Regions from separate parts of the Homo sapiens genome. Here region 1 is linked to region 2. Evidence: chromatin loops called from intact Hi-C (ENCODE). Cell type or tissue: right lobe of liver. All regions are shown on one strand. Links, peaks and the distances in the headings refer to the core of each region. The heading gives the core; the rest is flanking DNA. Region 1 overlaps EPN1 (epsin 1). Region 2 overlaps NLRP11 (NLR family pyrin domain containing 11).

Region 1 (15,327 bases), core at 2,909-10,908, 130 kb after region 2:
TGTGGTGGACACTGATAGAGACCCCCTGGCCGAGGCCAACCTAAAGAGGCTTTCCGTCTACCAAGAAAGTCCCACTGTGCCTGATCACTTATGGCCACAAGCTGTCTGCCGCCTCCCATGGAGAGGAGGCCTTGTCCCCACCCCTCAAACTTGGGCTGGCCTCAGGACCTGCTGAGACCAATAGCAGTGCACAGGCTGACGAGGCAACTCCAACCCAGCCCGACGAGCTTGTCCTGGGGGGCGGCAGCAGCAGCAGCTACTGTGCTATGAGGACACTCAGGACAGACTAGTAACCAGGGAGAGGCCAGGGGAGGAGGCTGGAGGGCAAGGCCAGTGCGGACACCCCGGGCCCAGAGGCATGAGTGACCTCAGCCATGACACGAAACAACCAGCCAGCGGGCCCGTCACAGGGAAGTACTGAAGCGTGACCTGGAAGCACAAGGTTGTGGGAGGGTTTGCTACTCAGCTGCAGAGCATGGGGACGCCACAGAAACAGTGTTCGCGAGGGCGGGACCATGCCTCCTCGCTCACCAACAGGCCCTGGGTGTGCAGCACACGGCCTGGCACCAAGGAGGTGCCCGACAAAGTGTGACAGATGGGGCGAGCCCTGCACCCTCCTCCCTGTGGCCATGCCAGGCTGTTGGCCTATTCTGGGCCTCCCCATTCAGCTGTGGCGGCCGGTGGTGGCCCTCACGGTGCTCAGCCCGAAGGGGGATGGCCAGCGCTGACCACAGGAGGTGGCCGCAGGGCAGCCTGGTCAGTCACCGGCCTCAGCCCAGCAGGGAGGGAGAGGCACAGAGAGGCCGACCAAGCCTGGAAACCCGGTGCCCAGCTCCAGGACCTTGTGTTTCAGTCTCTGCTCCAGGGACCTGGCCACGCAGGAATGAGCGATGGGACGGACGGACACCTGCAGGGGCCAGGGAGGGCAGAACAAGCCCCGCTCACCTCCTCCTTGCCCCCAGTCTCCCTCTTGCTCTCCTCGATTGCCATCTGCAGCCGCAGGTCATCCCCGCGACGGATCCGCTCCTCCTGTTGGGGCACGGGCACGACCAGGGAGACATGAGAACGTGAGCCACGGGCAGATGCCACCTCAGCCTGGAAGCCCCAGCAACCCCTCCCACCCCAACGAAAGCGGCTGAAGGATTCGATGGGATGCGGACAATGTATGAAATGGGGATGGGGCACCTGGGTCAAAGGTCAGGCGGGACAGGGGATAAGGGGAGTGGGGTGCTGTGCTGGCGCACCCGGGGAGGACGGGCACCCGCCTCGGTGGTATCTCCTGCGTTGGGGGGAGGAAGGGACCCTGGTCACCCGAGCAACCTTGGCACAGCTGTGCTGGCCACCACCCAGGCTCTGTCTGACTTGTGGTCCTACATCCTACGGCTGAAGGTACTGAGGTTTCAACACGCGTGAGCCTGTGGGCTTCGGGCCCAGCAGGATGGTGGGGGGTGACTTAGGAAGGGGCGACGGGGCTGGTCTGAGGGGAGCCCCTGGCAGGGGCAGGGACAGGGAGGCTGCTCTGACCTTATCATGCTCTTCTCGGCTCAAACTAAGGGCCAGCTGGAGCTGGGCGTCGTCCTCGGGGCCGCAGGACGGGGGCTGGGGGAGAGAGAGTGTGAGGGGCATGACGGGAGGGGCCAGAGGCAGAGTCAGAGGCAGAGCCAGGGTCAGATAGAGCCGAAGAAAGAGAGGGCTGGGGGTCCCTGAACCAGTGAGGGACAGGCAGAGAGTGACACGCAGAGGGACGGCGGGGTGAGGATGAGGCAGGACTGGGGAGGAGACGAGTGACAGCATGTGGAGCAGCGACAGTGAGGGCCAGGCCCACGCCTGGCTGGGAGGGAGCCTGAAGTGAGGCGTGGAGGCGGGTGGCGGACAGACAGCCCCAGCTGCACGCCCAGTACCTGGTCGGCCTCCTCCTTGCTCATGGCCAGGGCCAGCTGGAGCTGCAGCTCCTCCTCCCCGCTGCTCTGCGGCCACGCCTGCTCCGCCTCGGGAGGGGGGCCTGAGCCCACAGCTGCTGATGAGGCTGGAGGGCGGGTGAGAAACGCGTGAGACCCAGACCAGGGAACGAGAGACAGGAAACCCCATAGCCTAGACAGACGGGGGCTTCTGTGTCCAACCCCACCCCCCAAGTCCCCCACCCTACAACCTCTGCAGGCCAAGACTAGGACTGAGAGGCGGAGACCAGACGCCAGGTGCTCAGAGGAGGAAGGGTGGGGATGCAGGCAGCCCCACCCACGGGAGGGGCCAGGCATCAGGGAAGGACCAGAGCAAAAGTCAGTCTGATAAGCAGGTGGGGAACCCCAGCAACCTCTGAGCCCTGCCACCACCAGGACTCTCCGCGTGCCTGGGGTCTGTCCCTGGGCCCCTGGGGGATGGGAGGTCCTTCCTCCCAGGTTTCCCAGGCCTGTTTCCAGGGCTTGTTGAGAATGGTAGCTCTGGCAGGGAACAACTGGAATTCAGAGGGGAGAACAGCATCCATTGAGACAGCGGGATCCAAGGCCTAGTCGGGGTTAGGGAGTGGGCTAGCGAGGAGCCCTTGGTTCCAAGAGCAGGAGGGGAAGGGAGAGAGAGGACACAGGAAGGCAGGGCCGGACCCTCCAGGAGGCTGCTGAGATATCCCCGGCCTCCACTGCAGCATCCTCTCAGCAACCCCGCCTACCCTCAAACTCTGTCCTGACACTGTTCTCTCCACCCCCAAGGCCTGTGGACCCTTGCCCCCCTCCACAGTGCAGAGGACAGGCTCCAACCAGGCCCTAGGCCCGCCGAGCACAGGGCCATTGCCCCAGCCTCCAAAGCCCCAGGGCGGACCCTGCCTCTCCTGCCCCGCCCTCCCAACCACTGTGCACTGGTCAGCAAGTTCTGTCTGCTCCAGCTCCAAGACGCCGCCTTGCACCTGTGTCCTGTACTTGTGTCCCCACCCAACCCACTCCCCAGGCCCAGGCCTCTCCCTGACGAGCAGGCCCTGGCTCCCCTTGCCCGGAGCCGCAGCAGGCAGCTGTCTGGCGGCCCCACCTGCACCGGGTCCAGGGGCCCCCAGGCTGGCCCCCGTGTGGTGTGCCCAGCAGGGCTGGGTGCATGGGATGCTCCAGGGAGCATGTGGGTGGCAGAGCGGGGCCGAAGGGTGACCATCTGGGGTTATGAGTGAGGAAAGGACGAGAGAACCAGCAGGGATTGACGGACTTGGGTGGGTAAGCGGCCTTCTGAGGGGATGGGCAGATGGAAGGGCAGCGTGGGGCACAGGTGAGGCCAGCGCACAGGGAGGACCACACCCCTGTGGCCCCTCCTGCTCTTCCCTGCCCCTGTGACTTCCTCCTAAGCTCTAGGGACTCTCAGAGGTGAGTGCTGGGAATCTACACCCCATTGCCCAACCTCTACCTTGCACATGCCCCTAACCCCCCAGCCTGGTGGTGGCTAAATCCAATGCCCAGCAGCCCTGAGGGCCCCACCTCCCACATCACAGGTAATACTGGCACCCAGCCAGCAACACCCGGGCCTTCCCATCACCAGAGCACCCAGCCTCGGTGCTGCCCGGGGACCACAGGCCCTTCCCTGCCCACTGAGGGTCTCAGGGCTCACTCCCTAGCTGCCCCCATCCTCCTCCCCAGCCACAGCCCTCCACACAACTCACTCCAAGACAGGGGCCAGCACACCACAGTGGCAGCCACAGCTGGCCTGAGAAGGTCTAAGAAAGGCCTTTACATTTTTCAATGGTTGGAAGAAATGAAAAGAATGCACCAAGATGGGCGAAAATTCAGAGTACCCTTAAAAAATTAAATAACAACTTAAAAGTCTTAAAAAAGACACGTGAAAACTACATAAAATTCAAATTTCGGAGACCTTGGTGAGTGTCGGAGGGGTGCAGCTGCTTCCCAGCAACCGCCAGCGGACGGGGCCAGGCAGCTAGGATGGGAAGGCGTGGCCAGCAACGCAGAGGACATTAGCTCTGGCCTTGCACAAAGTCTGACGACCCCCGAGCCAGGATGTCCCACCCTCAGGCCTCTTACCTGAGGCTCCCACTCTCCTCCGAGCTACTGCCAATGTCCCTCCTCCGTCCACCCCAACCCCGCCACCCACCTGCCTGCCTGCCTGCCTCGAGCTGACCAGCCCCTCTCTGCCGCCTACACTCCCTCCTGTTGTCCCTGGCTCTGAGCACTCCCACGCCACACCGGCTTCCTTCCCTCCACTTCACTCTCTCTCTGCGTTCACGCCCATCTACTGGCTCGTGGGTCCCTACTCTGGAGTCCCAGGCAGGGTCGCACACACCCCGTCACACCCATGTCTCCCCGTGGGTGCTGAAAGGTGATCCCAAATGAGACCCGTCCAAACAGAAGGCCTAGACTTCCCCAAACAAGTCCAGTCCCTCGAGCCGGACCCCACGAGGGCCACAGGCCCTTCCTCCTGTCTGCACCGGCCTGGCTGACCCACCTCCACCTCCAGGGCAGTGCTCTAGCAGCCCCTCCCCATCCCACGTATCCCCACTAACTGAGGCACCTCCACTCTTCCTGGAGAGCAGAAGAGCCTGGCAGACATTCTCCAGCCTCCCTCCCAGTCCTGAGCAGCCGGACTAGCCTCTTCACGGCTGTGAGCCCCCGACCAACACAGACCACACTTCCTGGAACAGTCCGAGACCCACACACCCATCACATAACTGGAAATGTTTCGTGGGACAGATCTTGGCTTGACGATGTGGGATGCACTATTTCAAGTTTTGTTTTCGGTGCTGGTCACCACCCACCAGACTGAGTCCTCCACCTCCAGAAGGCACTGTCAAGGCTCCTAACACAGGCCCAGATGCCTGGTGCAACCTGCAGGCCCTGGCTCTGGCCTTCCTTCTGTGCCTCTTCCAGGCCCCCCTCTGCCTCTCCGATGTTCCCCTCATCTCAGCGCAGAGAGAAGGACAGCACCCTCGGGGGTCACTGTGCGTGTCCCCTCAGAGCCCTGTCCCCAGCACTGATCACCCTCAGGCCCTGAGCCTATGGGGGAGCGGAATAAAAGTTCCCAATTCTAGGCCTGCCCTGGGGCACGAGGCAAGAGGCAGGAAGGGTCCCAGAGCTGCTGCATGGGAGGTGCTAAGGGAAAAAAAGGGCCCAAGTGAGACCAGAGCAAGGGGCCCAGGTGAGGAGAAGCAAAGGGGGATGCCGCGGTCCCTCCTGGCTGGGAGAGAAAGCAGTGGGCGGCCGGGTGCCGGGAGCCGCAGTAGGCGGAGGACAGACTCTAGGCCGTCAGGGGCCGCAGGGAGGGACTCACCCGTGGCGGTCTGTGCCAGCTTTTCCTTGGTCTTGAGCGCGTGCGCCCGCTCTTCCCGCAGCCGGTCCTCGTCGCGCAGCAGGGCCACCAGCTGCTTAGCTTTCTCACGCACGTTCACGCCCTGGTCCTTGCCGTCGCGGTCCACGTACTGGAAGTCCTTCAGCGTCTGCACGGCGTACATGTTCTCCTTGCACTGCTGCGACACGCGCTCCGAGCCGGTCTTGATGAGGTACTCCATCAGCGTCATGGCCTGCGAGCGGGCACGGGGATGCCCGGTCAGCACGCCGGGCACAAGGCGGGCCAGAGACTGCCTGCGACGCGGGCTCTGGGGCGGCCGACTGGGCGCAAGGCCCACAACCCACCTGTCGCCAGTGGGTGGACACACATCTGTCCCCACAGAATACGACACGGCCATGCAAAGGAATGAACACAGACCCACGCTGTGACGGGGACCAGCCGCGGAGGTACTGCGCTCAGCGACAGACGCCAGCACAGAACGCCACACAGCCTACGGTTCCATCGACGTGAATCATCCAGAATGGGCAAATCCAGAGAGACGGAGTGGATTGTGGGTTGCCAGGGGTGGAGGGAGGGATGGAGAGGGACCACCTGAAGGCTATGGGTTTTCCTTCTGGGGCAATGAAGACGTTCTGGAGCTGGACAGAGGTGGTCGCCCAGCACTGTGAATGGGCCGAAGGCCACTGAACTGTGCGATATGAAGGGGGCTGCACAGTGTAGGAGCTCCATCTCAATCCAAATAAAAGAGGAAATGGCAGCTACAGGCACCACAGCCGCCATGGGCATCGCCTGGCATCCTGGAGCCCTGTCTATTTCTTTACAACTAAAATCTAAAGTAACATGGCCAAGAAAACCACATTAGTTAAATCACAATGAAGGGGGTCTTAGTACTAGTTTGAAATGTGTATTTCTGACTGTAAAACCTCACGCTGGTACTAACAGCCTGGAGCAGTAGTTTATCACCTCTGCAAGAAGGGAAGAGATCCACGCAAGGGCCTGTGTAGGCCCGGGCTCTCTTGGGAGGGGCACCCAGGTTCCACACCACCAGGAGCAAAAGGACAGGGCGGAGGGAACATTATCGTTCAATCTGCACCCTTTGGTATGTTTGTATTTTATAATACGAAAACAAACTCCCTTTCAACAAGTTGAAATTAATAGTGGGGGCGGGGGGACCAAGGTCTCTGAGGCTCTCCCTAGCTCAGGCTCAAGTCCTGGGCTTGAGGAGTCATGGCCCCCTTAAGGCTCTGCAGGGGGTGTCTTGGTCACTGACCTCAAAAAAAGGCACAACTTTGATTCTGCAGGGGATTCCAGGGCCTTCACAGAGCCACAGAAACCCACCCAGGGCTCCTAGGGGAAGAGTCAGCTATCACAGCTAAGCTCCGTCTGAACCAAGGAGAAATCTGCCAGGAAAGATGCCAGGGCCATTCATATCTCCTCACCCTCTGAGGCAGCTGGACCTAGCTCTGGCAAGGCCTTTCAAAGGTGTGTTAACAGTATTTACAGTGTAATCAGAGATTAGTCTTTAACCGGCCCTCAAGGTATTTACACGAAAGAAAGGAAAGCAGGTAAGCCATTGCTATGCCTGATCACACCCCAAGCCAAGAGGCAGTCCCAGGTCCACAACTCCTGGGGCCCTTGTGTTTTGGAATTCAGAATTTTCCTGAGTTCAGACCAGGAAAATAACGCACATACAACACATAAGAGAACGCGCTGGGCAGAGTCGTGCCAACAGCCACACTACTGTGGGACCAACAGACACCATGTGAACGACCTCACTTCAGTCTGGGTCAGACTTTGTGCCGAACGGATCATGAAACACTTTCGTTTCCAGAGCTCTCTGGACTTTGGTATCGCAGCTAAAAAGATTGTGAAGCAGGAAATAGTGCGAATACCCACGCACAGTGAAATGCATACATCAACTATGGCACGCTCACACAGCGGGACTACCACATACACTGAAATAAAAGAGAAATGAGGCCAGGTGTGGTGGCTCACGCCTATAATCCCGGCACTATGGGAGGCTGAGGCAGGTGGACCACCCGAGGTCAGGGGTTCGAGACCAGCCTGGCCAACATGATGAAACCTGTTTCTACTAAAAACACAAAACAACTGGCCAGGTGTGGCGGTGCACACCTGTAATCCCAGCTACTCAGGAGGCTGAGGTGGGAGGATCCCGTGGATCAGGGAGGCAGAGGTGATAGTGAGCCAAGAGCACGCCACTGTACTCCAGCCTGGGAGACAGAGTGAGACTCCATTTAAAAATAAATAAATAAGGCCGGGCATGGTGGCTCCCACCTATAATCTTACCATTTTGAGAGGCCAAGGCGGGCAGATCACAAGGTCAGGAGTTTGAGACCAGCCTGGCCAACATGGTGAAACACCATCTCTACTAAAAATACAAAAAATTAGCCAGGCATTGTGGCATGCGCCTGTAATCCCAGCTACTCAGGAGGCTGAGGCAGGAGAATCGCTTGATCTTGGGAGGCAGAGGTTGCAGTGAGCCAAGATAGCACCACTGCACTCCAGCTTGGGCAACAAGAGCGAAACTCCATTTCAAGAAAAAACAAAAAACAGGCTGGGCGCGGTGGCTCACACCTGTAATCCCAGCACTTTGGGAGGCCAAGGCGGGCGGATCACGAGGTCAGAAGTTCGAGACCAGCCTGGCCAATATGGTGAAACCCCATCTCTACTAAAAATACAAAAATTAGCCAGGCGTGGTGGCAAGTACCTGTAATCCCAGCTACTCGGGAGGCTAAGGCAGGAGAATTGCTTGAACCTGGGAGGCAGAAGTTGCAGTGAGCCGAGGTGGTGCCACTGCACTCCAGCCTGGGCAACACAGCGAGACTCCGTCTCATAAATAAATAAATAAGAAACAATAATTAAATAAATATATAAAATCGGGTGCAGTGGCAAAATCCTGTAACCCCAGTGCTTTGAGAGGCTAAAGTCGGTGGATCGCTTGAGTCCAGGAGTTCAAGACCATCGTGGGTGACATGGCAAAACCCCAGCTCTAAAAAAATAAATAAATAAAATAACAAAAAATTAGCTAGGCGTGGTGGCACATGCGTGTCATCCCTGCTACTTGGGAGGCTGTGGCAGGAGGATTGCTTAAGCCCGGGAGGCAGAGGCTACAGTGAGCCGAGAACATGTCAACGCACTCCAGCCTGGGCAACAGTGAGACTTTCTCAAAATAAATGAACAACTGCTTTATGCAACAGCACGGTCAACCTTGCTGACCTGATGGTGATGGTGAGCAAAAGAAGCCAGACACAAAAGACCACGCGTGTGACTCCACATATATAAAGCTCAAGAACAGTCTTGGCAGACAGAAATCAGACACGGTGCTGTGGGAGACAGGTCTCCTGAGGAAACCTGGAAGGCTGAATGCATCCTCTACCTCCCTCTAGGTGAAGGCTACACAGGTGTCCACATGCGTAACAGCTGTGTTATACATTCATGATGTGCTTAGTATACAACTTCTTAATGAAAAATTTAAAACCTTATTTTAGAAGTGAGCAAGTGGGCCAGGTGTAGTGGCTCATGACTATAATCCCAGCCCTTTGGGAAGCCAAGGCAAGAGGATCGCTTGAGCCCAGGAGTTCAAGACCAGCCTGGGCAACACAGTGAGACTGCCATCTCTACAAAAAAATTTAAAATATCTTAAAATTAGCCGGGCATGGTGGTGTGTGCCTGTGGTCCCAGCTATTCCTCAACCATGCTTGGAGCCCAGGAGGTCAAGGCTCAGTGAGCTATGACTGTACTGCTGGATTCCAGCCTGGGCTACAGAGCAACACTTTGTCTCTAAAAAAGTTAAAAAAAAAAAAAGTTTGCAAAATAAGTCATTATTTCTCCTTTGCTTTTCTGAAAACAACCAAAAAGCAGTGGGCAACTGCATAAAATGATAGTCCTTCTTAATGTTAAAGACAGCTTTATCAAGGACATCCTGCAATGCAGAAATAAAGTTTAAAACAGGGATCAGCAAACATTTCTGTAAGGAGCCAGATGAAAAACATTTCAGTTTTTCAGGCCATATACTCTCTGTCTCAACTACTTCACAGCCACAGATGAATGGGCCTGGCTGTGTTCCAATAAAACTTTATTTACAAACACAGGCTGTGAGTGGGATTTCACCAGTGGGCTGTACTTTGCTGACCCCTGGTTTAAAGCCAAGACTGAGACCCTGCATTCCTCAGAAGTGAGGTGGCAGTGCAGGGCCCAGAGGGTGGGCTCGGGGCTCCTCTTGGCTCTACCACCTCCTGCGAGGTAGAGCTGAGCTCCTTTATGTCTCAGTTCCCTCATCTGGAAAACAGAGGAAAAGGAGAAAAAGAACTTCCTTTACAGGGTAACCGTGGATTTCATGAGAACCTGTGTGTGCTACACGTACAAGGTACCAAATAAACGCCGGCCCTTACTCACCAATACTCACCCCCAAGGCCATGCAGGGAGGCCGTGCAGAGCCAGGCCTGCAAGGCCCCCACAGCTCACCCTCCTTCTCCACGGGGACAATAAGGCCCACAAAGTGCCAGCCAGCAGGGCCACAGGGTGGGACAGCCTGGGCTCTGAACAGATGGGCCCAAGCCCCAGCTCCCCCACGAGCCTCGGCAGGCCACCTCCCCCGTCTCTGGGCCTCAGTTTCCCCATCCATCAAAGTGGAAAGACTGCTCCTGCACAACCCACCACCTGGGGCTGAAGTGACAAGATGAGACCATGTGGCGAAGGGATGGTGAGAAGCAAGAGGACTCGCCCTCATGCCAGAACAGGTCAGCACAGAGGGCTCCGGAGAGGGCCAAAGGGGGTGTAGCAGCTTCACAGTGGCTCAGGGCCTCTGGGCCTGTGGGGTTGTCCTCATCACCCGTACTTCCAGAAGGGGACTGCGGGATAGAAGTGGTCAGCCAGGAAGGGAGGCGCTGGCTAGACGTGGACCCAGGGACCCCCTCCTGGACCCCTGCCCTGTGCCTATGCTCAGCTATCGGCGCATGCCGCAGCAGGGACAACAGTGACACGTGCTGACCTCACAAAGCTGCTCTCAGGACAGTGTCCAGCAGGCAGCACAAGCAGCAACCAAAGCAGGTTTCCAGACGCCATCAACCCTCCCCCGGGGAACTGAGGCTGAACCCCACCCCAGCATGAGGAACCAGTGGTTCAGGGTGGAGCGGGAACCCCGTGTCCTCAGCCACATGGGCTGGGGATCCTACAGGCTCTGCTGTGGGGATCATAGAAAGGAGAGTCCCAAGAATCAAGAGATGCTGCAGGGATGGCGGATACAGCAGGAACAGCCAGGCCTGGGGAGAGTCCCAGAGGGGCTGCAAAAACCATAGGGGAGGTCTTGGGGGTGACAAAAACCTTCTATGCCTTGACTGTGATGACAGTTATGAAATATGTGCATCTGTCAGAATCCAGAGAACTCTATCTCGAAAGGCTGGGTTTCACTGTGTGCAAATTACACCTCAGTAAAGCAGCCCAAGCCCCGCCTGGCACTGGAGGCCACGTCCCCTCTCCTGCACTGCCCTGTCCTGCCGTCCACCCTGGCTGCCAGCACCACATGCTCCCCAGCAGACTCTCAGGCCTTGGCACCTGCCAGCCCTGCCCACAGGCCACTCTGTGTCTGCCCCCAGCAGCATCACCCCAGCCACTGACCAGGAAGGATGTGCGTCTGGGGCCCCTCTGGATTCATCCCCTCTGCACACCCACCCCTCCAGCCCCATCCCTCCTCGTTGCCTCCAGAGAGGCTCACCTGCACCTCCAGGGTTTTCCAAGATTCTCAACTAAACAAACGCCACCCAGCCCTTCACAATAAATGACCAATAACTGATTCAATCTATGACTCAACCCAATCCTGGTGTGTCGGGATGGGTATGAAAACGAGTCACAGGAAACGAGCCTCAACCCCTGCTCCCATGTGTAAGTGCTGCAACGCTCCAGGCCTCAGCCTCCTCATCTGTGAGTGGAGGGAACCACCCTCACCTAGGCAGAAGTCTCAAAGATCAGCAAGGACAGGGACCTCCGCCAGAGCAGGCCCAGGTCTAAGCGCATGAGGGTGGGGCCTTGTTGGTCTGGTGCACCAAGACACCCAGAGCGGGCCTTCTGCAGATGCTTGCCGACGGGACCGCAACAGCAGGAGTCTAACACTCACCAGCCCCTGCCCCAAGTCAGACGTGAATCGGCTCCATGGGCCCTCACAGAGGGAGATTCAGGGACGAGCCTGAGATCCCGCCACTGGGAGTATAACCCGGCCCCAGCCCATGTCCTTGGCCACTTTGCCGTAACACGAGGAACACAGTAACCAAAGACCAAAGGTGGGGATGCCAAGGCCCCTGGACCCCAAGAGCAGCAAACTGAAAACCCAGTCGCTGAGTCCTGCTCACAGGCACGACAGCGTTCATCCCCAGCGTGGCATCGCCTGTGCCACGGGGAGCACACACCTGCCTGAGAGGCATTCATAGATGGGGCCCAGAGCGGAAACTTGGCTGCTGTGAGGAAAGGAACTGGGTGTCTGGGCACACAGAAGAGATGGGCACCGTGGGCCCTCTCAGGCCTCCTCAGCACATGAATCTTACGTACGCACCACTCACTCAAAAACAGATTTTAACCACAAGGCTCCAAACTTCTTAGCCTTATATTCGTTGCCTTCATTAAACAAAAAGAGAGATTTTACTCTTCTCCAGTTCCTCTTGAGAACCGGGATGCCATCCCAGGCAGGGTGCACAACACGGGCTCCTGTCCTCCCACCTGAGCCCCTGCACCTGCCCGGGGAGGAGAGCAGGATGCTGACCTTGTAAACGTGACGCCAGTTCTTGCCATGGTCATTGAGCCGCTTCCAGATCATGCTCATGATCTCCGAGAAGGCGACAACGTTGTAGGTGAGGTCGGCAATCTCTGACATGAGGGAGCTGGATGGGCCCCAGGGGTCATTGCTCGTGGCCTCTCGAACCTTGATCTCCGCCTCTGAGTAGTTGTGGACGATGTTCTTCATCTGGCGCCTCAAGGACGAGGTCGACATGGTGCCCGGCTGCAGCAGCAAGGGGCACAGGGCCCCGATGCGTGGAGAGATGGGGCGACTCCCGGACGAAGGCTGCGGCAGGTGCTGGCAGGTCACCGCATCTGCGAGGGGAAGAGGACCTCTGGAAACACAAATGGGACATGGCCTGCCCAGAGCCCTCAGGGTCAAAGATGAGTTCCTAACTGTGGCCCAGAAGGCTCTGTCCCTTGTTAACCTCTAGGTCTCAAAGTAACCCCATCCATGTTTCAGTTCCTCAAACAGGCTGCCTCCTTCCTGCTGGGGCCCCTGCTCAGTGAGGCAGAGTATATGCAGTGGCAGATCGCAGCCCCACAACCTGGCTCAGCACTTCCTGGCAAGGCCACCCTGGGCGGGCTGGATCTTTTGCACCTCAGCTTTCTCTTCTGTCAAATGGGGCTCCATGCGGTCATCTAGAGAACTGACGCCCTGTAAACACCGGCAGCGCATCAGGAGGCCCTCCGTCCTGCCCATGCGCTCTTCCTTCTTCCTCATCCAGGGATATCCACTCACCCCAAGGGCTCTGCTTACACTTCCCAGGTGCACACCCAAACATCACAGTCACCTATCCCTGGGGCCTCATCAGTAAACTCAGTCTCCCTCATGATTTTATATTCTCGTCTGATTCTGTAGCTAAGGTCAACCCACAGGCCCCATGGGGGCAGAGAACATGTCTGTCTGCATGTGGCTTTTCCCAGCAAAGAAGCTGGCCCAGAAAAACCATTCAGTAAACCATGCAAGGAGGAAGTGGAGAGGGAGGGCAGGAAAGACCTCTGGAACAAGGGCAGAGGGGGCAGGAATCCACAGCAGAAACAAGGACACATGGGAAAGAAGGCTGATGAAGGGATTAAAGACAGAGGCAGGAGCAGGGAACCAACCCAGGGCGGCAGGAAGAACCGGGGAAGCCAGAAGACCAGACGTCCCAAGGATAGCGGAAGCCCAAGGCTCAGGAGAGATAAGGAACCTAACAGCCCCACTGCCTGGGTCCCTGCTGTGTGCCAGGTGCTCGCTCAGCACAAGAGGGACATTACCTTTTTCAACACTGCATGCAAAGACTGGGCTCCTGGAAGTTAAATAATTCAACCAAGGTCACACACCAGGAATGGCAGGGCAGACTCAACCCGAGGCCCACCTGAACTCCAAAACTCATACTTTTAAATTAACCTAAATTAAATTAACCCATCCCGAGACTGGTGACGAGAAACAAGAGAGTCAAGCAAATGATGATGACACCAGCAGACACTCGCACTGCTCTTATCCCATGCCAGGCACTGTTTTAAGTGCTTTACATGTATTAACTCAGTTAATCCTTGAAACAACCCCATGATTCATAGCCACCTCACAGGGTGGAAACTGAGACACAGAGGTTCAGCCCCTTGCCCAGGGACACACACCTTACTCCTGGAGCAGCCTGGTTCCAGAGCCAGCTCTGATCACCCATCTATGCGGCTCCAAGAAGCCACAGAGGGAGATTTTCAAAGCCCCGCCATGATGTAAGCCCAGGGGAGATAGGGATGACGGAGAGAGGCTGGCCTCTGCTTCCACCTCAGGCCAGAAAGCCAGGCACCTGAAGACAGATGTAGCTAGTTAAAAAGTAACTCTCTGGAGTCCCAAAACAGCCCCAGCCTAATACATTAAGATGAAGAGATGATGTAACAAATGCAGAGAAGGGGACTGAGAAGAAATAGAAGACAGTTCTGACAGAAAGAGACACATAGAAACCTGGGCAGAGGGAGCTAGGCAGAGACACAATGAGAAAAACACAGGCAGCAGCAGATACAAGAACATGGGAAGACAGGGAGGCAGGAGGCCAAGGAAGAAAGAGGCCCAGAAACAAAAAGAGACCTGGCGCTGAGAAATAAGAGATAAGAAAAATGGAATCTAATGGCAAAGAATATAAAATGTGGGTTCAAATCCTGGCCACATCAGCTACCTGCAGCGCACACCTCCTTGAGACACAGTTTGCTCAACTCTGAAATGAAAGAATTCCTACCTGGTAGGCCTGTTGATTAAATAAGATGGGTACATGCAGTGCTTGGCTCTGTGCCCCACAGATAGTAGGCGCTCAATAACACTGGCTGCTATTATTATCAGAGAAAAAACAGAGAACATTTCCAAAAGGGTGGCGGCAGAAAAGGCACTATCTTAATACTCTGTACTTATTTGGCGTGCATTAGAAAAAATTACCCAACTAGCACATCAAAGCTGAGATTTCTCAGATACTGCTTAGAATGAGACTGTATTTCAAATTAAATTGATTCAAAGAGAATTCTTACATTAAAAAGAATACAAAGGATATGGCAAAGTTCTCCAAGGAGTACTCCAATAACCGACCGATATCTAACACTTACTGTGTAAAAATCTCTAAGCACTGTAATAATAAAAACCAGAGCTCCCAGTAATTACACACTTGCTATGTGTCAGATACCGTCAGGCACTTTACAAGCATCACCTCAACTTACATGCACAAGGACCCTATGATGTAGGAACTACGAATGCCTACGAACTATGGATTTCCTACGACTAGGAAACTGAGGTTTTGACACAGAGACTATCACCTGGCAATTACACAGCTTAGCAGGCAGCCGGGCTTCTGAATCCAAGGCTGGGGCTCTTCACCATCACACCAGAGACTCAGAAAACTGGGGAAAAGGGGCAGATTCTAGATCAAGTTAACAGACTCCTGGAAAGAAACTTCAGGATTGGAGGTGATAGGTATGGGGGCAAAACTCAGATGCGAAGACGGGGCGGGGGTAAGATTTGCACCATAGGCAGAAAAGCCCGCAGGGAAGGGCTAGAGACACCTAGGGAAAAGAAGACTCGGAAACTCAACGAGACACGAACAAATCCTGACAGACACAGACACGACAGACAGAGGAGAGAGAGACCCGGGACAGACACACAAACACACTCCTATCTCCAAACCCTTTTCTAAGTTCACTGAAACAGGCACAGGCAGAGGCCCACAGGAAACAGACGCTGACAGACACACAGACACGAGAGAGACAGACACAGACAACCGACACGGGGGCAGTCAAGGCCGA
Region 2 (16,271 bases), core at 4,640-12,639:
CCAAGATCAGTCGACAAGGCCATTGACCCAGACAGAAAGAGTTCAGACTTATCGTTGATGGCCTATCAGAAAGGAGCTTCTATCACACCACAGGAATTGTCTAGGATGTTAGCTTTGGATGAATTGGCATTACTGTGTGGTTTGATTGTCTGATTCCACATCTATTTTTAGATCTCATATTTCTTGTGCCTCAAAATCCCTTCTCTGAAGTCTGCCTTCCCTGGAGAAGCAAGATGGCAGAATCGGATTCTACTGACTTTGACCTGCTGTGGTATCTAGAGAATCTCAGTGACAAGGAATTTCAGAGTTTTAAGAAGTATCTGGCACGCAAGATTCTTGATTTCAAACTGCCACAGTTTCCACTGATACAGATGACAAAAGAAGAACTGGCTAACGTGTTGCCAATCTCTTATGAGGGACAGTATATATGGAATATGCTCTTCAGCATATTTTCAATGATGCGTAAGGAAGATCTTTGTAGGAAGATCATTGGCAGACGAAACCGTGAGTGGGGTCACGAGAAGGGTGGGCAGAAATCAGGGCACTTCACAGGAAGCTGGGTGTTGGGCCTTTTTTTTTTTTTTTTTCTAAATAGGTTTCTGGGAAGCAGGTGGTATTTGAGTACATGAGTAAGTTCTTTAGTGGTGATTTCTAAAACTTTGGCATCCCCACCGTCTGAGCAGTGCACACTGTACCCAGTGTGTAGTCGTTTATCCCTCACCTCCCTCTCACACTTCCCGCCGAGTCCCTGTAGTCCAATGTATCATTCTTATGCCTTTGCATCCTCATAGCTTAGCTCCCACTTAAGAGAAAATACAATGTTTGGTTTTCCACTCCCGAGTTACTTCACTTAGAATAATGGTCTCTAATCCCATCCAGCTTGCTGCAAATGCTATTATTTCGCTTCTCTTTATGACTGAGTAGTATTTGTGTGTGTGTGTGTGTGTGTTCATAATTTCTTTATCCACTTGTTGATTGATGGGCATTTGGGCTGGTTCCATATTTTTGCAATTGCGAATTGTGCCACTATAAATGTGTGTGCATGTGTTTTTGTATAATGACTTGTTTTCCTCTGGGTAGATACACAGTAGTGGGATTGCTGGATCAAATGGTCGTTCTACTTTTAGTTCTTTAAGGAATAGTCACACTGGTTTTCATAGTGGTTTACATTCCCACCAGCAGTGTAAAAGTGTTCCCTTTTTACCACATCCATACCAACATCTATTTTTTAAATTTTTTTTTATCATGGCCATTCTTGCAGGAGTAAGGTGGGATTGCATTGTGGTTTTGATTTGCATTTCCCTGGTCATTAGCGATGTTGAGCATTTTTTTCATATTCATTTTTTCAAGGACTATCAGATACTGGCCATTTGTGTATCTTCTTTTGAGAAGCATCTATTTGTGTCCTTAGTCCACTTGTTGATGGAATTGTTTAGCTTGGTGGTTTTGATACATGACTTTTCCATCCCCAAAGAACCAGTCTTCAGAACTGGACATCACATGAGGACCAGGGATAGATTGGATATGGGTCATGTTCTATTTTGTGGCTTTATGATCCTACCTTTATTTTCTGTTATTATGCAAACCAGCTTATATGAAAGTAGCCAGCCAAAGGATTAGACTCAAAGAAAGTACTTGAGCTAGAGCAGATTTCCCAGCAGAGAGCTCTGTCCTAGAACCATAAGATCCAGCTACAGAAAAGTAGGGGCTCTGTGTAAAGATCATGGAGGGTTAACAACCGGGTACGCTCCTACCATAAGACCCAGCTACAGAAATGTAGGGGACTCTGTGTAAGCGTCATGGAGGGTTAACATTTTGGGTACACTCCTATGCAGGTCGTCATCATTGGCTCATTTAGTCCCTCCCGAACATCTCTAAAATAGATAAAATCATGTATTCCAATTGAAAACCTGAATACCTGAGGGGTTAAGAGAACTTACCAAGATCATGAATACCACACTAAAATGGGATGTTGAAGTCTACAGCTGTAATTGTGTTAGAGTCTCTCTTACATAAAGCAATTATTAGAGCTAAACTGAGGACTCCAGTGTTGGATGCATATATATTTACAGTTGTCACATCCTCTTGCTAGATCAACCCCTGTATTACATAATGACCTTCTTTGTGTCTCATTATAGTTTTTGTCATGGAATCTGTTTTGTCTGATATAAGCATAGCTACTCCTCTTCTTTGGCTTCCAATGGCATGGAATATCTCCCTCTTATTTTCAGTCTATGTGTCTTATAGGTGAACAGTAGATCTTCTTTAGAATGAAGAAGTAGTTTGGTCCTCAAATTCCTCTAATATTGAAGACAACTTTTATACAATATTTACTTGGTTAAACTCGTATCTTCCCAATTAAATAGTATAGCATGTCTTCACTCATCGTTATGACTCACAGGCTTCTGGCCTTCCTTTGCTATTCTCCTCCAACCCATGGCTTATATATACTTTATGGAGTCAAGGCTCATAACCTCGACTATTGATGGCAATCACAAGTATCTTTTTGTTTAGGCTTCTTCTATATTTAAAGCTATACCTGGCTTATCACATACCCCTGTCCCTGATGTGATGAATAATTCATTTCATTGCCTTAGTTAACTGGACTTCATTGTTGCTTCCTCCATCTCTGCCTCTGAGAAGGATTCATGAGTGAATTCCTTAGTGAACTCCTTAATTTTATGTCTAAAACTCTTTGCATGTCTTTATACACAAATGGGAACTTTACTGGACGTAATACTCTCCAGCCACTCCTTTTTAATATTGTATAAATTCCTTCTGTGTCTTCTGGCACTGAATATGTTTGGAGAAATGTTAACCTGTTAAGATTTGTTTTCCTTTTTCATGTTTATTGCTAAATTCTTTTTTTTTTTTTTTTTGAGATGGAGTCTTGTTCCATTGTCCAGGCTGGAATGCAATGGAACAATCTCGGCTCACTGCAACCTCCACCTCCTAGGTTCGAGTGATTCTCCTGACTTAGCCTCCTGAGTAGCTGGGATTAAGGGTGCCCACCACCACACCCGGCTCATTTTTGTGTTTTTAGTAGAGATGGGGTTTCACTATGTTGGCCAGGCTGGTCTTGAACTCCTGACCTCAGGTGATCCGCCCGCCTCGGCCTCCCAAAGTGCTGGGGCTACAGGCATAAGCCACCGTGCCCAGCCTCTTGCTAAATTCCTGAATAATTTCTTTATCCTTAAAGTTTAAAAGCTTAATAGGGGTGCATATGAATGTTCTTTTTAAAACATTTGTCACCCATATTTACATACTCCATAATTACAAGGATTTTTTTTTGTAACCTGAATTTGATCTTTCTGTCTATGTTCTCTATTTTGAGGCCATACATTTTTCTTAGACCTTTTCCTTCCATACCTACATGCTTCTGGCTTTATTGTGATGTAATTGACAGATACAAATTATGTATACTTAAGGTGTACAACTTGATGTTTTGATATACACTGTAAAATAACAATCCGTGGGGACTCTTGCTCACTCACCATCTCCCTGTGGTCAGGAGCCTTCCTGGGCCGTGTGCCAGTCCTGGGCTGGTGGCTGTCCTGTCTCACTCTTCTGTTCTCCGTGGGTTGTGTGGCTTCCTTGATGAATCCCGTGTGTCCTAGATAATCCAGTTGAAAAGCTGGTGTTGCTGCTCTGTTCTCTCTCCATGAGAGCGGTGCACACTACCAGCTTCTGGTCTACCATCTTCTCTAACCATGCCTCACTTCATATTTTAGATATTTTAAAAATTACACTTTAAGTACCTTGACATGGTGGTAAACTTGTTTTCCTTCCTTGAGTGTTTTCTTCCAGAATTAGTAATTTTTTTTTTAGTTGCATGGTTATCCTGTCATTCACTTCTCTTTTCTTATCTAGCTCAAGCTTATGGACAACTGTGTCCAAAATGTATAGCTTGTCCTGGTATAGTGTAAAGCAGTGGTCCCGCACCTTTTTGGCACCAGTTTCACGGAAGACAATTTTTCCATGGACTAGAAGGGGTGGAGATGGATGGTTTGGGGATAATTCAAATGTATTACATTTATTATGTACTTTATTTCTATTACATTGTAATATATAATGAAATAATTCTACAACTCGCCATGATGTAGAATCACTGGGAGCCCTGAGCTCATTTTCCTGCCACTAGACAGTCCCATTGGGGGGTGATGGGAAGCAGTGACAGATCATCAGGCATTAGATTCTCATAAGGAGGGTGCAACCTATATCCCTCCTATGTGCAGTTCACAATAGGGTTCACGCTTCTGTGAGAATCCAATGCTCCCACTGATCTGACAGGAGGCAGAACCCAGGTGGTAATGTGAGCGATGGGGAGCGGCTGTAAATACAGAGGAGTGCTCAGTCACTCACCACTCACCATCGGCTGTGGGGCCCAGTCCCTAACAGGCCACAGACTGATATCAGTCTGGCGTAAAGTCTACTGAACATGCCTCCTAGGCCATGTTGTAATCTCTTATTACCCTTTACATTTTTACCACTATCTACTGAGGGTTTCAATGAGGGGGAAGTGAACCCAAGTTTGAGAGAAGGCTTTCCTGGAGACCATGGCTGTGTCCTCCATGGTGACCCTTTAAATGTCAGTAGCAGGGCTGAGTCCACTCAGTGAGTTTCTCACTTCCATGGACATTGCAATGTCTTTCCCCTCCTCCTCTGCCCAGGGCCCTGAGAAAATAGAAATCCTTCCTGCTTCTCTTGATCATCTTATTCTCAAGACTGTTGTGCTGTCCCTTCCTCATGAGGTACATGCTCACCTGCTCTGTTTACTTCTCTCCAAATTGCAGATATTTAAGAGAATATCAGATATGATTTCTTTTCTTCACTTTCTTCACCCAGTACCTCTTCTGGGATGGCTCGACATATCGCAGTAGTAATTGCAAAAGGTCTTAGTACTTACATAGACTGCTCCCAGTGGAAAACAAAACTCAAATGGAGCTTTGGAATTTGGGACAGGAAATTGGTAGATGCCTGATGGGCCTTGAAATTTTCAGTGGGGAAAGAAACTACAAGTCAAGTAATTAAAGGGTAGAGGAAACTACAGGTCAAGAAACTACTTGACCTGTAACTTTCCTCTGCTTTAAAAAATTTTTTTTCCCAGGCTGGAGTGCAGTGGTGCAATCTTGGCTCACTGCAACCTCTGCTTCCTTGGTTCAAGTGATTCTCCTGTCTCAGCCTCCCGAGTAGCTGGGATTACAGGCGCCTGCCACCATGCCGGGCTAATTTTTGTATTTTTAGTAGAGATGGGGTTTCAGCATGTTGGCCAGGCTGGTCTCGAACTCCTGACCTCAGGTGATCTGCCCGCCTTCGCCTCCCAAAGTGCTGTGATTACAGGTGTGAGTCGCTGTGCCTGGCCACCCTCTACCATTTTAATAAGTTTTCAACATGCCTTTGACCTTCAGTGGACTTTATCAGGTGGGAACCTGAACTGGTGGAAAGTTTAGCAAGGTTGTTCCTGAAATAACAGTGGAAAATGCACATTATTAACTTGAAGATAAGGAGATTTAGGGGGACAATAAAGATGCAGCCTGGTGGTGGTGGTTTTGCTCATCATAAAAGGTGACAAGGGAGAAATGGACTGAAGAATAAACTTAAGGTTTTGAACTAAGTTTATAGAAAATAAAAACGTCCTTGACAGGCTTTTCTGACCACAAAGGATTCTCAAGAAAGAGCTTCAGGGTCCTAGGGTAGTTCTATTTTTCATTTTTTGAGGAACCTCCACATCATTTTTCGTAATGACTCCTCTAATTGACAGCCCCACACACCGTGCACAAGGCTTCCCTTTTCTCCACATCTTCACCCACACTTACCGTTTGTCTTCTTGATAATATCCATTCTAACAGGTGTGAAGGGAATAGCTCATCGTGATTTTTATTTGCATTTCTGATTCGTGATGTTGAATACCTTTTCATCCCCTCTCCTTTTGGGACTGTAATTACACGTATTTTATACTGGTCCTTTGATATTGTATCACAGTTCCCTGATGGTCTGATTGGTTTTGTGATTGTTTTTCCTCTGTGCTTGTTAGGCCAATTCTATTGATCTGTGCTGGTGCCCCCTCATCCTTTCTTCTGTGTGTGCCATCTGCCATTCAGCCATTCCAATGAATTCTTTGTTTTGCATAGTGTATATTTTAAGTTACAGAGCATCCATCTGATTCTTATACTCTATATACCTAATATATGGGGATATATGCATAATATGAAACTTATTATAAAATTACCTCCTAATTCCAAAAGCTGGGTTATCCGTACATATGCTTCTATTCATTTTTTTTTAATTTTACTTTTGACAAATAGTTATGCATACTTATATGGGACAATGTGATGTTTTGATATGCTTCCATTGTGGAATGTTGACATGAAGCTAACAAATCTATTATCTCACATATTTATTCTCTTACGTGTGTGTGTGTGTGTGTGTGTGTGTGTACATGTGTGAAACTGGACAGCTTCTGAATGGCAAAGGGAAATGAGTGAAGAGACTCCTGGATTGGGAGAATATATTTGTAAACTATGTATGATACGGAACTAATATCCAAAGTATATAAGGAACTGCATAACAAGAAAACAGATAACCTAATCAATAAATTGGCAAAAAGAAAAACACCTAAATAGACATCTTCCAAAGATTTTTTTTTCTTGATTATGAATCATGGTTTATAATCATGAACCATACTCATCACCATGGCTTTCTGCTTCTTTGAATCTCAATTTTTTTATTGTATACTAAACGTCATAGATAAAAACAGTAAGGAGAAAGTCCTGTCTCTGCCAGGCTGTTGAGATGTGCTAGGTCGGAACTAGGCAGCCCTGGTAGTCTAGAGGGTGGGATCAGGCCCGTTGATCCATCAGGCTCATCTCCACTGGGGGGGAGCCAGTGTGCCACATTCCAGTACATTCAGGTCCACCACACCAGCCCTGCTGCAGCTGTTCATCATTGGCTTTTATTTATCCCATCAAAGTTCTTCCATGCTGCCAGGCTCCCTCTTTTGCCTGCCCTTACCCAGGGATAAAAACATTTTCAAGTATCTGCTCACTAAGGAAGGAGTCATCCCCCTCTAGGAATTCACTTATTTGGATCATTTCTGTATCATACCTCTATGACAGCTTTATACTTATGTCTTAACATTTTTGTTTGTTTTTGCAGTGGGAGTGCAATCTTGTGTATTCTCAAGAAATAAGACTCCCTTTACGATAAATTTTAACTTTATTCCATACAATTTCATTTATCTTAAGTAGTTCATTAAATGATCAGGATTTCAGTAATGATATGCATAAACAAAAAAATAGAAGGGAAGATGAACGTGTAACTCATGACTGATGGGCCAAGATGTAATAGATACTTTGAGCTGAATACGTACCAGGAAACAGTCCCTGAACTCGAGTTATTGCCTCAAAGGAAAAACTGGGTATGAAATGAAACATAATTGAAGGCTACCTAAAACGCTAAGGAACCCCCAAAAAGGAAAGAAATATGTTCTTGATGCCAAGACATGAGAGGGAAGCCCTTGAAGGATAAAGAACAAAGCTAAAACAGATCTGTCGACTCCACTGTATGAGTTGAATAGGTTTTATTCAACCTTTTTCCTTTAAAGCAATATGGGCCGGGCGCAGTGGCTCATGCCTGTAATCCCAGCACATTGGGAAGCCAAGGCAGGTGGATCACCTGAGGCCAGGAGTTCGAAACCAGCCTGGCTAACATGGCAAAACCCTGTCTCTACTAAAAATACAAAAAATTAGCCAGGTGTGGTGGTGCACGCCTGTAATCCTAGCTACTTGGGAGGCTGAGGCAGGAGAATCGCTTGAACCTGGGAGGTGGAGGCTGTAGTGAGCCCAGTTCGTGCCACTGCACTCCAGCCTGTGCAATAAGAGCAAAACTCCATCTCAAAAACAAGCAACATGATGGTAAATATCTTTGTACCTATATCTTTGTGATAAGCAGTAGTAAGTAAAAATTTCTACTATATTTTTACTGTAAACATGAAAAGAAGCTAAAACTGTTTTTACATCTTGAACTTTCATCTTTGTTCTGTATTTTCTGCCCTGTACTCGCTGGATTAGGCAATCAGGAGGCATGCAAAGCTGTCATGAGGAGAAAATTCATGCTGCAATGGGAAAGTCACACTTTTGGAAAATTTCATTATAAATTTTTTCGTGACGTTTCGTCAGATGTGTTCTACATACTTCAATTAGCCTATGATTCTACCAGCTATTATTCAGCAAACAATCTCAATGTGTTCCTGATGGGAGAGAGAGCATCTGGAAAAACTATTGTTATAAATCTGGCTGTGTTGAGGTGGATCAAGGGTGAGATGTGGCAGAACATGATCTCGTACGTCGTTCACCTCACTGCTCACGAAATAAACCAGATGACCAACAGCAGCTTGGCTGAGCTAATCGCCAAGGACTGGCCTGACGGCCAGGCTCCCATTGCAGACATCCTGTCTGATCCCAAGAAACTCCTTTTCATCCTCGAGGACTTGGACAACATAAGATTCGAGTTAAATGTCAATGAAAGTGCTTTGTGTAGTAACAGCACCCAGAAAGTTCCCATTCCAGTTCTCCTGGTCAGTTTGCTGAAGAGAAAAATGGCTCCAGGCTGCTGGTTCCTCATCTCCTCAAGGCCCACACGTGGGAATAATGTAAAAACGTTCTTGAAAGAGGTAGATTGCTGCACGACCTTGCAGCTGTCGAATGGGAAGAGGGAGATATATTTTAACTCTTTCTTTAAAGACCGCCAGAGGGCGTCGGCAGCCCTCCAGCTTGTACATGAGGATGAAATACTCGTGGGTCTGTGCCGAGTCGCCATCTTATGCTGGATCACGTGTACTGTCCTGAAGCGGCAGATGGACAAGGGGCGTGACTTCCAGCTCTGCTGCCAAACACCCACTGATCTACATGCCCACTTTCTTGCTGATGCGTTGACATCAGAGGCTGGACTTACTGCCAATCAGTATCACCTAGGTCTCCTAAAACGTCTGTGTTTGCTGGCTGCAGGAGGACTGTTTCTGAGCACCCTGAATTTCAGTGGTGAAGACCTCAGATGTGTTGGGTTTACTGAGGCTGATGTCTCTGTGTTGCAGGCCGCGAATATTCTTTTGCCGAGCAACACTCATAAAGACCGTTACAAGTTCATACACTTGAACGTCCAGGAGTTTTGTACAGCCATTGCATTTCTGATGGCAGTACCCAACTATCTGATCCCCTCAGGCAGCAGAGAGTATAAAGAGAAGAGAGAACAATACTCTGACTTTAATCAAGTGTTTACTTTCATTTTTGGTCTTCTAAATGCAAACAGGAGAAAGATTCTTGAGACATCCTTTGGATACCAGCTACCGATGGTAGACAGCTTCAAGTGGTACTCGGTGGGATACATGAAACATTTGGACCGTGACCCGGAAAAGTTGACGCACCATATGCCTTTGTTTTACTGTCTCTATGAGAATCGGGAAGAAGAATTTGTGAAGACGATTGTGGATGCTCTCATGGAGGTTACAGTTTACCTTCAATCAGACAAGGATATGATGGTCTCATTATACTGTCTGGATTACTGCTGTCACCTGAGGACACTTAAGTTGAGTGTTCAGCGCATCTTTCAAAACAAAGAGCCACTTATAAGGCCAACTGCTAGGTGAGTCTTTAAAAAATAAATCCTCTTTCCTGTCTTCCTAAGACCTGCCCATAATTCTAGAGCTTGTTGACCAGAACAAGACAAACTCGGGGCCATGAAGAACTTGACTTCCAATCTAGCTTCTAATTAGACCAGTGACTTAAATCTCTCTGCTTCTGTTTAAACTCAAAGTTTGAGTTAAACCTCAGCACTGTTGAAGTTTTGGGCCAGCTATTCTTTGTGGTGGGGGTCTATCTTGCACATTGTAAGAGGTTTAGCAGTATCTCTGGTCTCTCCTGTGGCCAGTAGGGTCCCCTTTTCCCCGTTTGTGACAGCAACAAAAATCTTATACATCACCAAATGTCTGCTTAGCGGCAGAATTGCCTCATTGCAAACCAGTGGTTTAACCTAATTTCTTCAGATCTGTTGTATAGATTAAAAAGAAATAAACCTTGTATTGTTACATTATAGGAGTATTCATGATAGCACAAAACATGCAACATTGATTTTTAATATTGAAGTTTAAAAATATTTAATAATCTCGCATTTAAAGGCCCTGCACTCAGATGTGTCTTATCAGAATATGGAATCACCAGCTACTTTAATGGATCTGAGTGTTGTTCATTCATGTTTGACCCTACTTTATTTCTTGCTGCATGGTATTAAATCTGAGTCAGACAACAGGCACTCTCAAAACATACTTTAATTTACATGTTTTACAAATTGCTGGAGTTGAATCGATTCCATTGGAAAACTCAATTTTTCTTCTATGTAGTCAAATGAAGAGCCTTGTCTACTGGAGAGAGATCTGCTCTCTTTTTTATACAATGGAGAGCCTCCGGGAGCTGCATATCTTTGACAATGACCTTAATGGTATTTCAGAAAGGATTCTGTCTAAAGCCCTGGAGCATTCTAGCTGTAAACTTCGCACACTCAAGTAAGTACTATATCAACCTCTGCCTTAGAGGTTCCCCTAGGAATAACGGTGGTCTTTTTCTTTCTCTGGGAGAAGACAATATACAAAACACACTTTCAGGTCAGGCTCATCAGGGCCTAGGCTCCTTCTGTACTTCTCAACCATCTTTAGTGTGTCTATGATAAAGATGACCTTAGGCCACAGTAGCATCTGAGGTCCCAGCCATCATGGCTGCCTTCAAGGCAGGAAGCAACAGAAGGGAGAAGGAAAGGTTTATCTAGAAGCTTCAGGAGCTTCCTTGATGGAGTCTTTTCAAAACTCTTTCTTGTATCACTTCTGCTTGCATCTCATTGGCCTGTTTACCTTGTCTTCATACGGCTTCATATAACTACAAAGGGGGACTGGGAAAGTAGTCTCTTGGAATCAGGAAGAAATAGTAACAAGTGGGTTTATCCTAAGGAAGAAAGCAAAAATGGGTCAGGGTAGGAGTCTAACAGTTTCTTTCCTACAGAATGCGTTAGAATCAGGTGAAAAGCAGCTGTACTTGCCTAAACAGTCACTGGGAAAATTAGTATTTATCTGAGTTTATAATAGCTCTATAGGAAATGGCACTAAAATATTCAGTACACATCAACATATATGATCTTAGGATTCTGGAAGCCCAGGAGTTAACTTTATTTTCATTCAAGAAGAATGCCTACTTTGTTTGAGGTGCTAGTCTAAGCACTAGGATATATCAATGGGGGGAAAAAAGACAAATTTCCTTGTTTGCTATCTGATGAGACAGAATATAGGCAGACATAATAAGTACACGCATTTTAAAGTATTTTAGGATAATGGTGTTACGGGGGGAAAAGAATGGCAAGGTCAGGGTGCATAAGTGGGTATTTAGGGGTGTGGGAGGGTACAGGCTGTAGTAATAAGTTCCACAGAGAAAGTGAGATTTGAGCAAAGACTTGAATGAGGTGAAAGAATGAGCCAGATAAACTGTTGGTCATCCCCTGGGATGGGAGGGATCCATGAAACAAAGGCTTTGAGTTCAGAGACCTACATGTTTAGACCAGTGTGAGGCAGGAAGGGTATTACGGAGATGGCTCACAAGTATGTATGGCATGATCATGGTGTTGTAAACCAGTGTCAGGACTGGGTTTTCTGGAGTGAGGTGAGGCATTTTGAGGGGTTTTGAGCAGAGATGCCATAATTTAGCTTGCATTTTAAGAAGCTCATTCTGGATACCGCGTTTAAAAATGGCCAATCGGGGAGCATAGGGCAGAATCTGAAAGCTCAGAGGAGGCTCTTTTTCTTGGCATTTGCCAGGTGAGAATCAATGGTGCCTCTGAGGGTGTGAATAGTAGAGGTTGGTGAGGTGCGAACTCCGGGGCATATGTTGACAAAGGATGATTCCTTGATTAAATCTAGACTAGGAGAGAGAATTGTCCCAAGATCTTTGTTTTGAAAACTGCCATGTGAGAGTTGCCACTGAGTTGGGAAATGACGGCGAGAGCCAGAATCTGAGGAAGGTCAGTCTAAAGTTGTTTGAGCTAAAGCTGTGATGTCTATTAGGTGTCCAGAGAGCAGTGTGTAATGTTTCTGAACTGAAGGTAAAATGTGGGTGTCGTTCATGTATACATGTGTATAACACAAATGTGTATTTAAAGCCAAGGACTGAGTTCACCAAGGATAGGAATGTTGCTCAGGAAGCAAAACGATCCAAAGACTGATGCCCGGAGTTCTCCAACATAAAGTGATTGGGGAGAAAAGCAGAAACTAGCGAAGGCCTTTGAGGGAGTGGTCATTAGGCTAGAAGGTAAAGTAAAGGGTGTGGTATCCTCGGATCCCAGTGAGGCAAGTTTCCCAACGAAGGAAAGGTCAACTGTGTCAGATGGCAGTCCTTATTCAAGGAGACTGAAGACTGAGAATTGGCCAATGACATTAGCAAGGTAGAAGTCATTGTTGGCCAAGAACAGTTCTGGAAGGGTAGTGAGAGCAGAAAAGCCTAATTGAAAATGATGAAAGGAGAACTGAAGACTTTTAGGGCGGGTGCAGTGGCTCATGCCTGTAATCCCAGCACTTTGAGAGGCTGAGGCGGGTGGATCACTTGAGGTTGGGAGTTCGAGACCAGCCTGGCCAACATGGTGAAACCCCATCTCTACTAAAAACACAAAAATTAGCCGGGTGTGGCGGCATGCAACTGTAATCCCAGCTACTTGGGAGGCTGAGGCAGGAGAATCGCTTAAACCCGGGAGGCGCAGGCCACGGTGAGCTGAGATTGTGGCACTGCACTCCAGCCTGGGTGACAGAGTGAGACTCCATTGTGTGTATTTAAAAAAAAAAACAAAACCTTAAACAGTTTTGTTGCAACATGGGGCAAAGACTTGGGAGAGAAGTTGTTTGTGTAAAATGGGGATCAGGAGAATTGCTAGGTAAAGGACTCTGAAAATACGGCAACATGGAAAACATCCAGTCTCCCACCGAGTCGCCACATAGGCTGGGAAGTAAATTAAAAGGGCTTCCCGTGTGTTCTATGCCTGGATTTGCCATAGGATCCTCAATCCTCCAAGGGTTGGCCAGCTTCCACATTTCCCTTCCCGTCTCTTTCCTTTAATGTTGAGTTGGAGATTCCTAACTCTTTTCTCTAGGTGGCCCTTAGAGACAATGACCAAAGCTGTTGCCCTGATGTCCTGCTGCAACTCCAAGGGAGTAATGAGAAATGTTCTTCCGGGGTTGGGGGTGAGGGCCGGTGGTGGTGGTGGGACTCTAGGACAACTTCTTTTTCCTCAATGAAATTGTGAATTATTTGTTATTATTTTTTGAGTCAGCGTCTTGCTCTGTCACCCAGGCTAGAGTGCAGTGCGTGATCTCAGCTCACTGCAACCTCCACCTGCAGGGTTCAAGCGATTCTTCTGTCTCAGCCTCCTGAGTAGCTGGGACTAGAGGTGCACGCCACCACGCCTGGCTAATTTTTGTATTTTAAATAGAAACAGGGTTTCACTATGTTAGCCAGGATGGTCTCGATTTCTTGACCTCGTGATCCACCTGTCTCGGCCTCCCAAAGTGCTGAGATTACAGGGGTGAGCCACCGCACCCAGCCGTGAATTGTTATTTTTTTAACTTCAGGTTCAGTGGTACATGTGCAAGTTTGTTTATGTAGGTAAACTTGTGTCACAGGTTTGACGTACATATTTTGTATATAGACTATAAGACTGTACGCCCAGCTACTAAGCCTAGTACTCATTTATTTTTTCCTGATCCTCTCCCTCCTCCCCTCAAGTACACCTCAGTGTCTGTTGTTCTCCTCTTCAGGTCCATGAGTTCTCATCATTTAGCTCCCTCTTACAAGCGAGAACATGCAGTATTTGGTTCTGTTCCTGTGATAGTTTGCTAAGGATAATGGCCTCCAACTCCATATTCCTGCCCCCGCCAAAAAAAAAAAATGCTCTCTTTTTTATGGCTGCATAGTATTCCATGGTATATATGTATCACGTTTATCCAATCTTGTTGCTAGGCATTAGGTTGATTGCATGTCTTTGCTATTGTGAATAGTGCTGCATTGAACATTCATGTGCATGTATCTTTTTGGTAGAATAACTTGTATTCCTTTGGGTATATACCCAGTAATGGGATTGCTGGGTCAAATGGTAGTTCTGCTTTTAGCTCTTTGAGGAATCACTACACTGCTTTCCGCAATGGTCGAATTAATTTACACTCCCACCAACAGTGGGAACATCCTTGCCAGCATCTGTTTTATTTATACACACACACACATATATATATATACATAATTTGTTTTTCGAGGTGGAGTCTTGCTCTGTCACCCAGGCTAGGGTGCAGTGGCACAATCTCGGCTCACTGCAACCTCCACTTCCCAGGTTCAAGTGATTGTTCTGCCTCAGCCTCCTGAGTAGCTGGGATTACAGACATGCACCACCAAGCTGGCTAATTTTTTGTATTTTTGGTAGAGACGGGGTTTCACCATGTTGGCCAGACTGGTTTCAAACTCCTGACCTCAAGTGATCCACCCACCTTGGCCTCCCAAAGTGCTAGGATTACAGGCATGAGCCTCCACGCCCAGCCTGTTATTTTTTGATTCTTAAATCGTAGCCATTCTGACTGGTGTAAGATGGTATCTCGTGGTTTTGATTTGCTTTTCTCTAATGATCAGTGACATTGAGCTTGTTTTCATATGCTTGTTGTCTGCATGTATGTCACCTTCTGAAAACTGTCTGTTATACCCTTTGCCCACTTTTTAATGAGGTTATCTTTTTCTTGTAAATTTAAGTTCCTTATAGATGCGGGTATTAGACGTTTGTCAGATGCATTGTTTGCAAAGGTTTTCTCCCATTCTGCAGGTTGACTGTTTGCTCTGATAGTTTCTTTTGCTGTACAGAAGCACTTCTGTTTAATTACTTCCCATTTGTCATTTTTTGCTTTTGTTGCAATTGTTCTTGGTATCTTCATGATGAAATCTTTGCCCATTCCTATGTCCAGAATGGTATTGCCTAGTTTTTGTTTTGTTTTGTTTGTTTTTGTTTTTATAACGGAATCTTGCTCTGTTCCCCAGTACAGTGGCATGATCTCGGCTCACTGCAACCTCCGCCTCCCAGGTTCAAGTGCTTCTCCTGCCTCAGCCTCCCAAGTAGTTGAGACTACAGGCACCCGCCACCACGCCCAGCTAATTTTTGTGTTTTTAGTAGAGGCAGGGTTTCACTATGTTGGCCAGGCTGGTCTTGAACTCCTGACCTTGTGATCTGCCCATCTGAGTCTCCCAAAGTGCTGGGATTACAGGCATGAGTCACTGTGCCCAGCGCCTCCAAGTTTTTAATAGTTTTGCACTTCATTTTGTCTGTAATCCATCTTGAGTTGGTTTTTGTATGTGGTGTGAAGAAGGCATTCAGTTTCAGTCTTCTGCATATGACTAGCCAGTTACCCCAGCACCATTTATTGAAAAGGGAGTCTTTTCTCCACTGCTTGTCTTTGTCAGCTTTGTTGAAGATCAGACGGTTGTAGTTGTGTGGCCTCATTTCTGGGTTCTCTATTCTGTTCTGTTGGTCTATGTGTCTGTTTTTGTACCAGTACCATGCTGTTTTGGTTATCATAGCCCTATAGTATAGTTGGAAATCAGGTAGCGTGATGCCTCCAGCTTTGTTCTTTTTGCTTAGGATTGATTGTCTTGGGTATTGGGGCTCTTTTTTTGTTCTATATGAACTTTAAATAGTTCTTCTAGTTTCTGTGAAGAATGCCATTGGTAATTTCATAGGAATAGCATTGAATCTGTAAATTGCTTTGGGCAGTATGGCCATTTTAACAATATTGATTCTTCTCTCCATGAGCATGGAATGTTTTTTCCATTTGTTTGTGTCATCTGATCTCTTTGAGCAGTGTTTTGTAATTCTCCTTTTGATCTTTCACCTCTCTGGTTAGCTGTATTCCTAGGTATTCTTTGTGAGCAATTGTGGATAGAATTACATTTCCGATTTGGCTCTCAGCTTGGCTGTCGTTGGTGTATAGGAATGCTAGTGATTTTTGTACATTGATTTTATTTTTTTCTTTTTGTATCCTGAAACTTTTGCAGTTTATCAGCTGAAGATTTGGGGCTGAGACTATGGGGTTTTCTGGATATGGAATCATGTCATCTGCAAACAGTGATAGTTTGACTTCTTCTCTTCCTATTTGGATGCCATTTATTTCTTCCTCTTGCCTGATTGCTCTGGCTGGGACTGCTGAAACGGAGTAATTT

Evidence for each region. A loop is a pair of places that touch in the nucleus more often than their neighbours do. Peaks named below come from ENCODE experiments on the same cell type or tissue, not always from the same donor. Only the 100,000 strongest peaks of a DNase experiment are listed, where the experiment ranks them.
Region 1: it touches region 2 in a loop (2.4-fold over the local background); 6 of 110 quality-filtered maps call a loop at or near these places.

What each region holds. Positions count from the first base shown.
Region 1 is chr19:55,675,569-55,690,895 of GRCh38, reverse strand. EPN1 (epsin 1) reads right to left here. Exons shown (of 11, transcript NM_001130072.2): 2 at 12,041-12,369; 3 at 5,251-5,500; 4 at 1,902-2,026; 5 at 1,525-1,599; 6 at 946-1,029. The coding sequence starts at 12,268. Among named protein-coding and RNA genes, the nearest start is that of EPN1, 8.0 kb to the right of the region's middle. RefSeq lists enhancers at 9,603-10,103, 12,568-12,977 and a silencer at 12,899-13,193. In right lobe of liver, for the core only: no CTCF peak of the experiment used is centred there; DNase peaks (open chromatin) are centred at 6,705 and 7,055; H3K4me3 peaks cover 873 bases; H3K27ac peaks cover 4,742 bases.
Region 2 is chr19:55,802,137-55,818,407 of GRCh38, reverse strand. NLRP11 (NLR family pyrin domain containing 11) reads left to right here. Exons shown (of 10, transcript NM_001394894.2): 2 at 172-504; 3 at 8,070-9,639; 4 at 10,394-10,555. The coding sequence starts at 234. Among named protein-coding and RNA genes, the nearest start is that of NLRP11, 22 kb to the left of the region's middle. RefSeq lists enhancers at 8,664-8,713, 8,611-8,905. In right lobe of liver, for the core only: a CTCF peak has its summit at 8,756 (motif pointing right); a DNase peak (open chromatin) is centred at 8,797; H3K4me3 peaks cover 452 bases.